Regions from separate parts of the Homo sapiens genome. Here region 2 is linked to region 1. Evidence: read pairs that join two places in POLR2A ChIA-PET (ENCODE). Cell type or tissue: PC-9. All regions are shown on one strand. Each heading gives the region's core, and the rest is flanking DNA. Links, peaks and the distances in the headings are about the cores only. Region 1 overlaps STRIP2 (striatin interacting protein 2). Region 2 has its middle 20 kb from the start of NRF1.

Evidence for each region. ChIA-PET counts read pairs that join two places held together with the same protein. Peaks named below come from ENCODE experiments on the same cell type or tissue, not always from the same donor. Only the 100,000 strongest peaks of a DNase experiment are listed, where the experiment ranks them.
Region 2: POLR2A ChIA-PET joins it to region 1 with 10 read pairs; 8 of 35 experiments call an interaction of 5 or more read pairs at or near these places.

Annotation. Positions count from the first base shown.
Region 1 is chr7:129,487,917-129,496,258 of GRCh38, reverse strand. STRIP2 (striatin interacting protein 2) reads right to left here. Exons shown (of 21, transcript NM_020704.3): 21 at 7,860-8,342. Among named protein-coding and RNA genes, the nearest start is that of SMKR1, 10 kb to the left of the region's middle. In PC-9, for the core only: no CTCF peak of the experiment used is centred there; no DNase peak of the experiment used is centred there.
Region 2 is chr7:129,587,683-129,596,024 of GRCh38, reverse strand. No RefSeq gene overlaps it. Among named protein-coding and RNA genes, the nearest start is that of NRF1, 20 kb to the left of the region's middle. In PC-9, for the core only: no CTCF peak of the experiment used is centred there; DNase peaks (open chromatin) are centred at 3,394, 3,964 and 6,304; H3K27ac peaks cover 2,329 bases.

The sequences.
Region 1 (8,342 bases), core at 13-8,012:
GTGATGATTGAAACAATTTCAGTGGCAGGACTGTTTTCTATCAACCAAATGGATCTTCAGCCTTTGCACGGAAGAAAGCCTTAGCATTGATCTGCAGGGAGATAAGGAGAGCTGCTGAGGTGGGTGGCTGGATGGTAGACTTTGTTATAGCACATAGTTCAGATTCTTGCTAGTATCAGAACATCATTGATTACATATGCATTTGTCTTAAATGCCAGTTTACTTAAGAATCACTTAATGTTTAGGACCTTAGATGTTTATTCCACAAGAACTGAACAAATCTTCCTGTGTAAAGTGGAAGATGTTAAATTTAGATAACTATTCATTCTCACATCAGAATAGCACTAGTTAATTTTATCTATTTATGAATACACATCCTTATGTCTTCTTTATAAATAGTAATGCTAACTGTGCTGTTCTTTTTAAAAATTACCAGAATTGAAGCATGCATTCTTAGAATATCCAAACTTAGAATATTCTATCACTATCTTTCTTAGAAGTTACACTTAAAAATTCCTATTTCCTCTTTTCTACTCTGGTGACATCTTCTTTCTGTCCTTCCTTTATTTTTTCTTTCTCTTTTTTTGTTTCATTAAGTGCAATAGTATATCACTGGATTCATTTCATGATAGCCCCACCCTTGATAGTCCTTATATTAAAGAAGAAGTTACAGAAAAAATAAACCGTTCTTTGTAGGTCATTTCCTCTGTTCACCCACTAGGGTCCTAGCAGTGAGAATGCAAGACCTTGGGATACAAGGCCAGCTGGGGCAGACTTAGGAGAGGAGTCATTCATATCCAGGACAGAGGTCAGCAAACTCTGTGAAGGGCCAGAGAGTAAATATTTTAGACTTTGTGGGCCCCGTGTCCTCTTTTTTTTTTGAGATGGAGTCTCACTCTGTCACCCAGGCTGGAATGCAATGGCATGATCTCGGCTCACTGCAACCTCCGCCTCCTGGGTTCAAGCGATTCTCCTGCCTCAGCCTCCTGAGTAGCTGGGACTACAGATGCCCCCCACCATGCCTGGCTAATTTTTGTATTTTTAGTAGAGATGGGGTTTCACCATGTTGGCCAGGTTGGGCTCAAACTCCTGACCTCGTGATCTACCTGCCTCGGCCTCCCAAAGTGCTGGGATTTCAGGTGTGAGCCACCTCGCCCGGCCCTGTGTCCTCTTTTACAACTACTAAACTGTGCTGGTGTAGCATAAAAGCAGTTACAGGCTATGCAGCGCATAACAGCATGTTGGTTAATGGTGGACCACATATACAACAGTGATCCCATAAGATTATAATGGGACTGAAAAATTCCCATCACCCAGTGATGTCTTCATGATCCTGACCCTGTGTAGGCCTAGGTTAATGTATTTGTTTCTGACTTAGTTTTTAACAAAAAAGTTTAAAAACTAAAAAAAATTAAACATAGAAAAAGCTTAGAGAATAAGGATATAAGGAAAGAAAATATTTTTGTACATCTGCACAATGTGTGCGTGTTTTAAGCTAAGTGTTATTACAGAAGAGTCAAAAAGTTTAAAAATATTAAAAAGTTTATAAAGTAAGTTACAGTGAGCAAAGGTTAATTTGTTATTGAATAAAAAAATTTAAATACATTTAGTGTAGCTTAAGTGTAGAGTGTTCATAAAGTCTGCAGGAGTATATAACAATGTCCTACACCTTCACATTCACACACCACTCAATTTCAGCCCTGCAGTCTCCATTGATGATAAGTGCCCTATACAGGTCTACTATTTTTACTGTATTTTACTTTATTTTTACTGTACCTTTTCTATGTTTAGATACACAAATACTCATTCTTGTGTTACAATTGCTTGCAGTATTCAGTACAGTAACATGCTGTGCAGGTTTGTAGCCTAGGAGCCATAGGTTATACCATATAGCCCAGGTGTGCAGTAGGCTATACCATCTAGGTTTGTGTAACTACACTCTATGGTGTTTGCACGAGGACAAAATTGCCTTATGATGCATTTCTCAGAAAGTATCCCCATCACTAAGCAACGCATGACTGTACAAACCACACGTAAACAAATGAGCACATCTGTGTTCATTTTCATGTGTCAGAACATATTTTTCTTCTTTGGATTTTCCCCAACCATTTAAAAACGTAAAAAAAAATTCTTAGCTCATGGGCTGTATAAAAACTGGTAGTAAGCTGGAGTTGGCCCACGGGCTGTTAATTTGCCAATCCCTGATCTAGAGAGTTAAAATGCTATTTATTATTCTTGCTGGGGGATTGAGAGGGAGGGGAATGAGGTAGGAAAAATAATAGCAATTATTGGGCACTCATATTTAGTAAGCATTCTCCTAAGCACTATATATAAAAATCATGTATACTCATTTAATACAACCATAGAAGGTAAGTAGTAATATTAGCCCCACTTTACAGATGGGGAGTCTGAAGCATAGAGAGACTAAATCATCTGTCGCATATCACACAGCTAATAGAGGCAGAGCATGATACAATAGCTCACCAAGTTGGGTCTAGCACCCTCTATCTGAGCCATTATGCTGTACTGCCTTTCTGGGTAAAATGTTATCTTCTGGTAAAGACATACTTTCACAGGCATCCACATGGAAGATCTTTGTCCTGCCAGCTCCATTAAGCATTTGAACAAAAAGTTACAGAATGTTTGAAGTAATGTTTCCATTTGGAGGCAAGGGGACAGATGGCACTGTCTTATTTAGTAAAGAAGTCACTTTCCCTGAAGGTGTTTGAGCAGAGGTGGGATGACTTTTGTAGTCTTGCGGTTCCCTAGAAAGACTTTGGTTATTTTCTTTTCTATAAAATAAAAGTAAAAATTTAAAATTCTTGATTTTTGAAATTTAAATCTGGCTAATTACTACAGGAGCAAACAGCCTGAACACCTCCCCATAGCACACTCGGGCACCATCTCATTACATTTACAGGATTTGGGAGTCTGAATAACCAGAACTGCTGGGAGGAAATGATACGTCAGACTGTTTTGACCTATTGCTATGGGAACTGAGTGAATCTCCCTTAACCCCATCCCCACCACCACACACACACACACACACACACACACACACACACACACACACACATGCTACACATGATTCTTCCCATCTATACCCTTCTTAGGTGAAAAGTATTTGAAGGTGGTGTTAGGGAAGACTTATTTATTAAGTAATTAAAATCATATATTATTAAATGAGTATAATAATTTATAGTCATATGAGAGAATATTAATATGGAAAGATATCCAAGACAAATGGTAAAGACATAGAACAGCATGTCTTGTGTTCCCAATTGTGTAAAAAAAAATGTTGGTAGGGAGGAGATGGATGAGTACTGTGGAAGTTTTCTGAAAGGATAAAAAAATATTGATACTCATTACTTCTGGGGAACAAGATAGGGATCTGGATGGGAGGAAATTACATTTTTCATTGTGTACTCTTGTATCCTCTGAATTTTTAACCTGTATATTCTTAATTAAAATACCAATAAATGCAGAAATGTGTTATTCAACTGGATACCTGCTTCTTCATGACATATACCCTACCCAAGCCAGAAAATCTTTCTTGAATCTCCTTTGACTACATTTGCAGTTGCAAGCATTTTTCAATTAAAAATAACCTCTCCTGGGACTTGCCTTACACTACTAATGATGACAGAGAGGGAGTAAATGAATCATTGTTGCTATTTGTTAGATTTTTGATGAGTGTTAGTGGGTAAAGTGGGTTGAATGGTGGCTCCAAAAAAGATTTGTCCACATGTGAATCCCAGGAAACTGTGACTATTACCTTATACGGCCAAAGATGTGATTGGGTTCAGGATCTTTAGAGGAGGATCATCCGAGGGGGCCCCAAATGCAATCACATGTATCCTTATGAGAGAGAAGCAGAGGGAGTTGAGGGAGAAGGGGAGGAAGAATTGTGACCACAGAGGCAGAGACTGGAGTGATGCACCACAAGCCCAGGAATTCCCAGAGCCCCCAGAAGCTGGAAGAGGCAGGGAACAGATTCTCCCATCTGAACCTTTTGAGGGAGCACCTTCCTAGTGACACCTGACTTCAGGCACCTGGCTTCCACACTGTGAGAGAGAATAAGTTGGCCAGCCGCAGTGGCTCATGCCTGTAATCCCAACACTTTGGGAGGCCAAGGTGGGTGAATCACGAGGTCAAGAGTTCAAGACCAGCCTGGCCAACATGGTGAAACCCTGTCTCTACTAAAAATAGAAAAAATTAGTTGGGTGTAGTGGCAGGCACCTGTAATCCCAGCTACTCGCGAGGCTGAGGCAGGAGAATTGCTTGAAGCCGGGAGGCGGAGGTTGCGGTGAGCCGAGATTGTGCCACTGCATTCCAGCCTGGGCGACAGAGTGAGACTCTGTCTCAAAAAAAAAAAAAAGAGAGAGAATAAGTTTCTATTGTTTTGTTTTTTTGTTGTTGTTGCTGTTGTTTTTTGAGATGTAACTCATGTGTTTTCCAAACATCACCTATTGGGACTTACCTATACCAACATTTCCAGAAATAATTTGCATGTTGTTACAATGCTTCACCAATATCAATAGAGCTTTGATCTCTTTGTTCTACTCTATTTTATAGATTACACATTTCCTTATATTGTTAAACCACCACCATATAAACAATCTGTGTTGAGTGGTGAGATAAGGGAGGTAAATTATTCTCTTCATTCTTTTTGTTTTTTTTTTTTTTGGTTCAGAGAAAATGGGAAAGGAGGAGACTCAGAGGCAGATAAAGTTTATATTTAATGTATAGATAATAAAATCATACTGTAGCCATTTTTACTCTCAAATGTCTTTTTGAGGTCTCTAATGTTGAAAAACATCATATAAAATATGTGCTATGGCCGGGTGTTGTGGTGCATGCTTGTAATCCCAGCTACTCGGGAGGCTGAGGCAGGAGAATTGCTTGAATCTGGGAGGCAGAGGTTGCAGTGAGCCGAGGTCACACCATTGTACTCCAGCCTAGGGGACAACAGTGAAACTCTGTCTCAAAAAAAAAAAAAAAAAGTGCTATGGTTTGAATGTGTCTCCCAAAGTTTGTGTGTTGGAAGCATAATTCCCAATGCAATCATGTTGAGAAGTGGGACCTTTAAGAAGTCATTAGATCATGAAGACTCTGCAATCATGAAGGGATTGATGGAGTTATTGTGGGAATAGGTTGATTATCTCAGGAGTGGGTTCTTGAAAAAGGATGAGTTTAGCCCTCTTTTCCTAGTTCTCTCTAGTGTGCTATCTTGCCTTTCTGCCTTCTGCCATGGGATGATGCAGCATAAAGGCCTTCGCCAGATACCAGCGCCATGCTCTTGGACTTCTCAACCTCCAGAACTGTAAACCATATACATTTATATTGTTTATATAAAATTATCCAATTTCTGGTAGTCTTATAACAGAAAACAGACTAAGACAATATAGTTGTCCCTCAGTATCTGGAGGGATTGGTTCCAGGACCTCCTAAGGATACCAAAATCCTTGGATGCTCAAGTCCTTGATATAAAATGGGGTAGTATTTGCATATAACTATGTGCATCTTCCTGTATATTTTAAATAATCTCTAGATTACTTATAATACCTAATATTAGGTAAATGCTATGTAAATAGTTGTTTTACTGTATTGTTTAGGGAATAATGACAAGAAAAAAAAGACTACATGTTCAGTACACAAGCAACTTTTCTTTTTTTTTTTTTTTGAGACGGAGTCTCACTCTGTCGCCCAGGCTGGAGTGCAGTGGTATGATCTTGGCTCACTGCAACCTCCGTCTCCAGGCGATTCTCATGCCTCAGACTCTACAGTAGCTGGGATTACAGGCATGAGCCACCAGGCCTGGCTAATTTTTGTATTTTTAGTAGAGACAGAGTTTCACCATATTGGCCAGGCTGGTCTTGAACTCCTGACCTCAGTTGATCTGCCCATCTTGGCCTCCCAAAGTGTTGGGATTACAGGCATGAGCCACCACGCCTGGCCTCACAAGCAATTTTTAAAAATATTTTTGATCCACCATGGTTGAATCCATGGTTGTGGAACCCACGGACGTGGAAGGCCAACTGTGTGTTAGCATTAACCACAAGTCAGAATAGTACCAGCTGCTAAAGAATCTACTGGGTGTTTCACAAATGTTTTTAGCAAATTCTGTATTTTGTAAAACATTCTTTTACTACAGAAAACATTCTATCACACTTACACTATTATCAAAAAGTCTGACCTGGACCTATTATTGTAGGTAAAGCAGATGTTAATTGGTGTGCCTAGGATTTCTGAAATCATGTCAAGACTTTCTTTGCCCCTGCAAACCACCCTAAACACATACTTATCACCTATGTTCCCAGAGTCCCAGTGTGGCAAGTTTTATACTTCACATAGGTTTATACTTCATGTAGCCTGGGTATCAAAGTGACACAAATTTTATATAATTAAGGAATACAACTTGTTTTGATATATGTATACATTGTGAAATGACCACCACAATGCATTAACTGTAAAATTATCAAAATGGAGTCACTAATGTCAAATCTAACAAACAAAACGGAGCTGAGGCCATGGAGGAGGGGCCCTCATTCGAGTATGCCTATGATGGGAACTATGCAAAAAATTCCTCAAAACCACAGTATTCCAGATAAGTCACTTACACAAGGATACTCAACTAACAATGAATGTCTCCACCCATGAGCTATTGCCAACTCTGCAACAAGCCCCTGTAACCAATGGTCTTTGTTCCAAAACAGTTTACGTGGACTTCTTTTTGTTTTTAAAAGCTTCCCCTTTGCCACAACTCCTTTGGATGAGCCTGTGGTCTGCCATAGCATGCATATCCCAGATTGCAATCCCCTGCTATTCCCAAATAAACTCTGCTTTGGAGAGTTGGTCTCTGTTGTTCATTTTAGGTAGATATATCTTGTTGTTTAAGTTAACAAGTCACAGGATCAAGAAACACTTCATCTACACCTTCATCTAGATGAGATCCTAGAATTTAGGTCTCACATGACTGGATAAGATTTTTGGTCTTCCTTGAGGAGGGGCTGTGTGTTGTGTGTAATATAGGAGCAGATATTCATGACCAATTCACTTTCCCTACTTATGAGAGTATTATACCATCCATGTTTGCCACTCTGTAGGTAGAGTATGCTTCTCCAGTCTCATGTTAGGCTTGTCCATGTGATTTGCTTTGGTCAATGGTATATGAACAATTTGATTTACACCATATTCAAGCAGGAGTCTGAATGTGCTTGCATGGTATGGTTTGTCTCTTGCTCCTGCTCTTCACTATAAAAAGTGTATGTCCCAAGTAGGAACTATTCCATCAGTCTAGTGCCAGAGAAAGAAGACTGTGGAACAGAGCCAAGCCAAGCAAGCCAAGGTGAGTCGAGCAGAGCTGCGGCTAACTCCTAGACCCATGAACAAGAAACGTTTGTCAAAAGTCACTAAGATCTGGAGTTTATTGCTTGTATTAGTCTATTCTCAGGGAACACTCTGGGGGTAAAATAATATTTTATATATTAACTTTATTATATCCTTCTTTGTTTTTGAGACGGAGTTTCGTTCTTGTTGCCCAGGCTGGAGTGCAGTGGCGCGATCTTGGCTCACTGCAACCACCACCTCCTGGGTTGAAGCGATTCTCCTGCCTCAGCCTCCCAGTAGCTGGGATAACAGGCATGCACCATCACACCCGGCTAATTTTGTATTTTTAGTAGAGACGGGGTTTTCACCATGTTGGTCAGGCTGGTCTCGAACTCCTGACATCAGGTGATCTGCCTGCCTCGGCCTCCCAGAGTGCTGGGATTACAGGTGTGAGCCACTGCGCCCGGCCTATATCCTTCCTTTCTATATGACTTTGAGTTTCTCTTGTGTTGAAGAATTTAAACACCAAATTTCTAATTCCAGCTCATTTTATTTTTATTAAAGTGCTTCAGTAGATGAACAGTGTTATCAACAATCAACACAAACTTTACTGAAATATTCACAAATAAAAATCCTCTGTAAGTCACTAAAATGTTTTTCTATGTAGTAAAAGTAATCACCATTGGAGACTGGTGAATTTGAATTTATTCCTAACCACATACATGGTTTATATATTAACTTTATTATATCCTTCTTTGTTTTTGAGACGGAGTTTCGTTCTTGTTGCCCAGGATGGAGTGCAGTGGCATGATCTCGGCTCACTGCAACCCATACATGGGTTCTCAAATTGGAAGATTCAACCTGGTTACCTTAATATATGGGGCTGGCTGTCAATACCTGAAAGCTAGTCCCAGCAAGTCTGTGGAAAAAAATGATGTGATTGGAAACTAATCATTTATCCTTAGTGCTTCAGTTTCTCCATCTGCACTGAGAAGTAACCTTCCCTTAGAAAA
Region 2 (8,342 bases), core at 263-8,262, 100 kb before region 1:
GCCACTTTATTTTTATTTTTTTGAGACAGAGTCTCACTCTGTTACCCAGGCTGGAGTGCAGTGGTGTGATCTCGGCTCACTGCATCCTCCACCTCCCAGGTTCAAGTGATTCTTCTGCCTCAGCCTCCGGAGTAGCTAGGACTACAGGCATGCACCACAACACCTGGCTAATTTGTGTATTTTTAGTAGAGATGGGGTTTCTCCATGTTGGCCAGGCTGGTCTCGAACTCCTGACCTCAGGTTATCTGCCCGCCTTGGCCTCCCAAAGTGCTGGGATTACAGGCATGAGCCACTACGCCTGCCCTGGATGCACCTTTTTAAATTGTAGGTTTTAGTTTACATAATAATTGTACATATTTTATGGGGTACACGATGATGTTTCAACATATAATGTATAATGATGAGATCTGGGTAATTAGCATATCCATCATCTCAAACATTTATCATTTCTTTGTGTTAGGAACCTTCAATATTCTCCTTCTACCTATTTGAAACTATATATTATTGTTAACTGTATTGTACTCAATATGTATATTGAAACTGTATATTACTGTTAACTGTAGTCATCCTACAGTATTAACTGTAGGGCATTCTAAGTGCACTAGAACTTAATTCTCTTATCTAGCTGCAGTTTTGTATGCTGAGCTTGCAGTGTCTTACAGTGCCAGAAAGAAGGAAGTACTCAGGAAGAACACACACACACACACACACACACACACACACACACACCCCACACACACACCCGATGTGGTTATTACAAAGGGACATGGGAGCCAACTCAAAGACCTCCCAGTGGCCAAAGCTGGAACAATGTGGGGCAATAAAAATAGATGACGTGGCCAGGCACAGTGGCTCACACCTATAATCCTAGCATTTTGGGAGGCTAAGGAGGGAGAATCTCTTTAGCCCAGGAGTTCAAGACCAGCCTGGGCAACATAGGGAGAACCCATCTCTTAAAAAAATTAAAAATTATCTCATCTGAAGGCTCTAGGAGATAAGAAAAATAATAATAAATTAAAATTAAAATTAATTTAAAAATTGGCCAGGCATGGTGGCCCATGTCTGTGGTCCCAGCTACTTGGGAGGCTGAGACAGGAGGATCACTTGAGCCTGGGAAGTTGAAGCTACAGTGAGCTATGATCCCACCACTGCACCCCAGCGTGGGTGATAGAGAGTGAAACTCTGTCTCAAAAAAGAAAAAAATAGATGAAGTGGTATTGGATTGTAATTCAAAGTATAAAATAGATATCCATGAGTTCATAGTGATATAAACAAATGAATGAATGAGGAAAGACAAAGCTCCTATGCAGAATTCTAAATAATGTATGTAGATACTCTGCCTTCAAGGAGATGGAGTATAACTCCCCTGTCCTTAAGTGTGGGCTGAGCATAGTGACTTTCTTCCAAAAAATACAATTTGTAAAGGGACTGAGGAAAGAGTAATTTTACAGACTGTCCGAGCCAGGCGACTGAGGTTAACATCAGCAGTGATCATTCATATTGAAAGTAGGTACCCTTGATATGATGTTATGTGAATGGTACTTGACTTCTATGGTTCTAAAAAACCCATCACCCAGTCTAATCATAATTTTCTCATGAGACAAATTCCAATTGGGGGACATTCCACAGAATACCTTATCGGTACCCCTCAAAACTGTCAAGGTCATCAAAAATAAGGAAAGTCCAAGGAACTGTTGCAGCCAAGAGGAACCCAAGTAGATGTGTTGGATAAATGTCATATGGTGTCCTGGACGGGATCTTGAGACAAAAAAGAAGGACGTTAGGTAAAAACTAAGGACTTTTGAATATGGTGTGGGCTTTATTTATTTATTTATTTATTTATTTATTTATTGAGACAGGGTCTCACTCTGTTGCCCAGGCTGGACTTTTGAATAAGGTGTGGGATTTATTTATTTATTTATTTATTTATTTATTTATTTATTTATTTATTTATTGAGACAGGGTCTCACTCTGTTGCCCAGGCTGGAGTGCAGTGGCACGATCACGGCTCACTACAGTTTGACCTCCTCAGGCTCAGGTGATCCTCCTACCTCAGCCTCCCAAGTAGCTGGGACTACAGGCATGTGCCACCATGCCTGACAAATTTTTGTATTTTTTGTAGATAACGGGGTTTTGCTATGTTGCCCAGGCTTGTCTTGAAACTTCTGAGCTCAAGCAATCCACCCACCTTGGTCTCCCAAAGTGCTGGGATTACAGGCATGAACCACTGCACCCGGCCCTGAAATGTGGACTATAGTTAGTAATAATGTATCAAGACTTTTGTTTTTCAGTCTGGCATGTATCTTAGAAGTCATCTGTCCCATTCATACAAGAAAAAAGCTGAACGAACTGAAAATTAATAACTCTTCTTAGACCCATCAGAGAACTGAGGTCACAGGGCAAACTACTGCCCCCAACACTGGAGGGGCAGACTGGAAAATACAGAGAAACAGAGGGGTGTGTGTGTGTGTGTGTGTGTGTGTATGTGTGCATGTGTGTGTGATGGAGTCTTGCTGTGTCACCCAGTCTGGAGTGCAGTGACTCAATCTCAGCTCACTGCAGCCTCCGCCTCCCAGGTTCAAGCGATTCTTCTGCCTCAACCTCCCAAGTACAGGTGAACTGCCACCACACCTGGCTAATTTTTGTATTTTAAGTAGAGATGAGGTTTCACCATGTTGGCCAGGCTGGTCTCAAACTCCTGACCTCAGGTGATCTGCCTGCCTCAGCCTCCCAAAGTGCTAGTATTACAGACATGAGCCACCACGCCCAGTCAGAGAATCAGAATTCTTTTTTTTTTTTTTTTTTGAGGTGGAATTTTGCTCTTGTTGCCCAGGCTGGAGTGCAATGGTGTGATCTCGGCTCACTACAACCTCCACCTCCCGGGTTCAAGTGATTTTCCTGCCTCAGCCTCCCTAGTAGCTGGGATTACAGGCATGTGCCACCACGCCCGGCTAATTTTTGTATTTTTAATAGAGACAGGGTTTCACCATGTTGGTCAGGCTGGTTTAGAACTCCTGACCTCAGGTGATCCACCTGCCTTGGCCTCTCAAAGTGCTGAGATTACAGGCCTGAGCCACCACGCCCGGCCAAGAATCAGAATTTACCGGAGCAGAAACCTCTGCAGCCTGGGATAGGAGAACCTCAACTGTAATTGCAGGATTGCTAGAGGCTCAGCATGGACAAGTTGTTTGTGAGTTTAAAACTCTGAAGGAGCCCAGTCTCAATGGAGCACCCACACTTTTGTGAGTTTTACCTCTACCCCGTTCTCACAGTGAAAATACGACAAAAATCCTCTCATGCTTCTGTCAGGGGAAAGGGGGAAAGTAGCCATTTAGAAATACACCTAGAGCATTCTCTTCTTCCTAACAAGAGCAGCCCTCAAGGGAAACTATTTCATCATAGCCTAACTGACAGGTTTTACCACAGCCTAACTGGGCTGGGGAAAGGAAAATATCCAACTCTGACCTCTTCTAGCCTTCTTGTCTCATCTAAAGGGGGTAGTGGAGACTGAGAGGCACTTATGAAGATCACAGCTCAAGGGCACAGGCTCACTGAAAGACTGAGACCTGCGGGGCATGGTGGCTCATGCCTGTAATCCCAGCACTTTGGGAGGCTAAGGCAAGCGGATCACCTGAGGTCGGGAGTTCAAGACCAGCCTGACCAACATGGAGAAAGCCCATCTCTACTAAAAATACAAAATTAGCCGGGCGTGGTGGTGCATGCCTGTCATCCCAGCTACTTGGGAGGCTGAGGCAGAAGAATTGCTTGAACCCAGGAGGCAGAGGTTGCCATGAGCCGAGATCGCACCATTGCACTCCAGCCTAGGCAACAAGAGTGAAATTTCACACCGTCTCAAAAAAAAAAAAAAAAAAAAAAAAAAAGACTGAGACCTACTCGTAGGACTTTAGAATGCTTCCCCTTTCCTACAACTCAGGCATCTGAACCAGACTCAGATATGGCAGGGATGCTGGAATGATCAGACCAGGAATTTAACAACTATGACTAATATGCTAAGGGTGCTAATGAAAAAGGTAGGCAACATGCAAAAACAGATGGGTAATGTAAGCAGAGAGATGGACATTCCAAGAATGAATAAAAAAATGCTAGAAATAAAAAACATTGTAACAAAAATGAAGAATGTCTTTAATGGGCTTATTATACACTGGATACAGCTGAGGAAAAAAATCAGTGAGCTTGAAGATATGTCAATAGAAACCCCCAAAACTGAAATGTGGAGAAAAAAGACTGGGCCGGGCAGTGGCTCATGCCTGTGACCCCACAACTTTGGGAGGTCGAGACCAGCCTGGGCAATATGGCAATACCCCGTCTTTACAAAAACAAACAAACAAAAATTAGCCAGGCATGGTGGTGCACACCTATAGTCTCAGCTACTTGGGCGGGTGAGATGGAAGGATGGCTTGAGCTTGGGAGGCAGAGGTTGCAGTGAGCTGAGATCGCACCATTGCACTCCACTGCACTCCAGCCTGGGTAACGGAGCCAGACCTTGTCTCAAAAAAAAAAAAAGAAAAAAAGAAAAAGAGACTGAAAAGAATAACAGAATATCCAAGAACTTAGGGACAATTACACAAGGTATAAATACACATAATGGGAATACCAGAAAAAGAAGAAAGGAACAGAAGAAATATTTGAAGCAATAATGACTGAGAATTTCCCAAGATAAATGTATCAACAGTACCTTTCTTTTGGCTCTTCTCCAGCTAAAGATAGGCCAGAAGTGCTGGGGAGTTACACCTCCAGAAATAGTCCTCAGTCAACTGTCAGATGGGCGTTGAAGGATAACGACCCCAGCTTCTTTCCTCCGTAGTTGGGACGATGTGAAGTGAGTTCTCCACTGTCTCCCCAAGTTCTTCAGCAGGATCCAGCCTCGACACCCACAACAGAACCTTGCCCTATTGCACACCCTCTGTTGGCTTAACTTCCCTTCCCCGTCTCGCTTTCCTATTCCCAACAGAGGTTCCCAAGATCACTTCCCAAATAAAATATTGCATGAAAATTATTGCCCACAGGATTGCTTCTGGGGGAATCCAACCCAGTCTAACAAGATATGTTCATTAAGATTTATTACCTTTATAATAGAGAAAGATAGATAGGGAAAAAATAATCACATCTATAAGGTGTTTTCAAGCATGAACCTAAAAATAAGATTTTAGCCAGACTCTAGTGTATTCATATTATCTGAGTAACCAGGCATTGATGAATTTGGACAGCAGGGAATGGAAAGGATTTCTTAGCTAAATGAGTTAGAGTACTTTAAGTTGCATATTTGATATTTTGGTACCAGGCCCGCTGTAATGCAAAAGTTGGATAGGAAAACTTGCATTCTGGGTATAGTCTCATTATCAACCATGTGCCATGTTTTTCTTACCTAAAGAGTAGAGAAAATAAAAGTGTCCCCTTTATGTAAATAAGACTATCAAGAGTGTAAACTGCTTCAAGGTGCTTGGAATTTAATCTATATTATTATGCTATTTTTTGAACAGCTAAGTGAAATTTACTTTGTATTTTTATCTGACATATATTCACAGTGCTAAGTATTTTAGAGATGACCATAAATGCTGGGTAAATAATAAACTATTTTCAAATTATAGAGAAAGTGACTAAAACTCTGAATGAGAAAAATAATGTATTTTACTTTAAAATACATTAATGTGGAGGAAGAAAGATTAGAAGGAAATGTATCAAAATTATAAAGCAATTTATGTTTAAATGGATGGGAGAGGTTAGGGGTTTTATTTGTTTCTAGTTTCCGAAATTTTGTTTGTATGATTATATTATTTTCATAAGGAATACAGTATTTTAGAAGAATGATTTGTAGAAACAAATGATAGCAGATTTCATCAAAGGAAAGTTACTCTAGGCCAGGCACAGTGGCTCGCACCTGTAATCCCAGCACTTTGGGAGGCCGAAGCGGGCGGATCACTTGAGGACAGTAAAGACCAGCCTGGCCAATACAGCAAAACCCGTCTCTACTAAAACATACAAACATTTAGCTGGACATGGTGGTGCATGCCCATAATCCCAGCTACTTGGGAGGCTGAAGCATGAGAATCTCTTGAACGCAGGAGGTGAAGGTTGCAGTGAGCTGAGATGGCGTCACTGCACTCCAGCCTGGATGACAAAGCAAGACCCTCTCTACAAGGAAAAAAAAAAAAAAAAGGAAAGCTACTCTAATATTCTGCTGTCCTCTTGTTTACATTTGACATTTTCACAATAAGAAAAGACTGGCCGGGCGCGGTGACTCATGCCTGTAATCCCAGCACTTTGGGAGGCCAAGGCGGGTGGATCATGAGGTCAGGAGTTCAAGAACAGCCTGGCCAGAATGGTGAAACCCTGTCTCTACTAAAAACACAAAGATTAGCCCGGCGTGGTGGCGGGTGCCTGTAATCCCAGTTACTCAGGAGCCTCAGGCAGAGAAATGCTTGAACCTGGGAGGCGCAGCTTGCAGTGAGCCGAGATGGCGCCACTGCACTCCAGCCTGGGCGACAGAGCGAGACTCCATCTCAAAAAATATGTATAAAAATAAATTAAAAGAAGATTCAGAAAACCACTGTGCATAATTTTGGCAGCCACTGGATTATTAAATAGGGTCTCCTCATTGATTTTTAAGTATGTATTTCTAATAAATTTTTTTTTTTTTTTTTTTGAGACGGGGTCTCACACTGTCGCCCAGGCTGGAATGCAGTGATGCGATCTCGGCTCACTGCAAGCTCCGCCTCCTGGGTTCACGCCATTCTCCTGCCTCAGCCTCCCAAGTAGCTGGGACTACAGGCGCCTGCCAGCATGCCTGGCTAATTTTTTTGTATTTTTAGTAGAGACGGGGTTTGACCATGTTAGCCAGGATGGTCTTGATCTCCTGACCTCATGATCCGCCCGCCTCGGCCTCCGAAAGTGCTGGGATTACAGGCGTGAGCCACTGCTCCCCGCCTCTAATAAATTTCTTAAATGACATTTAACATCCGCCTTAAATTTCTTAAATGACATCCGCCTCCCGGGTTCAAGTACACAAATGAGAAGTGTAGATGTCAATGAAGTTTCAGTTAACTCACCTGTGTAAACTTCCACCCAGGAGAACTATTAGTAGTATGTCACCAGCACCCCAGATTCCCCCCTCAACACCTGACTTCTAACACCATATATTAGTTTTGCTTGCTTTTGAAGCTTATATAAACAGAAATTTACGGTATGAATTATTTTGTACCCTGCTCCTTTTGTTTAACATAGTTTGTGAGAGTAACCATATCCTATGTAGCTGTTAGTCATTTGTACAATATACCATAATTTATCTAGTCTATGATTCTGGACATTGAAGGTGTTTCTGGTTTGGTATTATTCATGAAGAATGCCTGTATATTCTTGTGTATGTCTCTGGATGCACATAAATGTGCAGTTCTGTTGGGTGAATACCCAGCAGTGGAAGTGCTTGATTATCAGCTATGTGTATGTTCAGTTTAGTAAATATTTCCAGTTTTCTAAGGAGTTTGCACCAGTTTCCACTCCCATGAGCAGTGTGTGAAAGTTGTCATTGGTCCACATTTTTTTGCCAACACTTGACATTGTCAGTCTTTCTAAATATAGCCATGCTGGTAGGTGGGTGTGGTATCTCATGGTAGTTTCAATGTGCATTTCCTTGTTAACTAAAGAGGTTAAACACCTTTCACATCCTTACTATTTGTATAATTTCTCTTTTTTGGGGGGGGTGGGGATGGAGTCTTGCTCTGTCACCTAGGTTGGAGTGCGGTGGTGTGATCTCAGCTCGCTGCAATCTCCACCTCCTGGGTTCAAGGATTCTCCTGCCTCAGCCCCTGCAAGTAGCTGAGGCTACAGGCACTCTCCACCACACCTGGCTAATTTTTGTATTTTTAGTAGCGATGGGGCTTCACCATGTTCGTTGGCCAGGCTGGTCTTGAACTCCTGACCTCAGGTGATCTGCCCGCCTAGGCCTCCCTCCCAAAGTGCTGGGATTACAGGCGAGAGCCACCATGCCCAGCCTCCTTTAAGGGACTTCTAGCCTGGGAAGGGAGCCAGACATTTACACAGGGAAAGGTGATCAGCAGCACTGACTGGCAGGAACTCTTAATGCCAAATGTAGTAAACACGAGGCCAGAGGCAAGAAGGCTTCATTCTTCCCTGGAGTAGTCAGAAGGATTCACAGAGAAAAGGGGACTGGGGGTGTGTGTGGGGGGTTTTTTTTTTTTTTTTTTTTTTTTGTTTGTTTGTTTGAGACTGAGTCTCATTCTGTCACCAGGCTGGGAGTGCAGTGGCACTATCTCGGCTCACTGCAACTTCCACCTCCCAGGTTCCAGCAATTCTCTGTCTCAGCC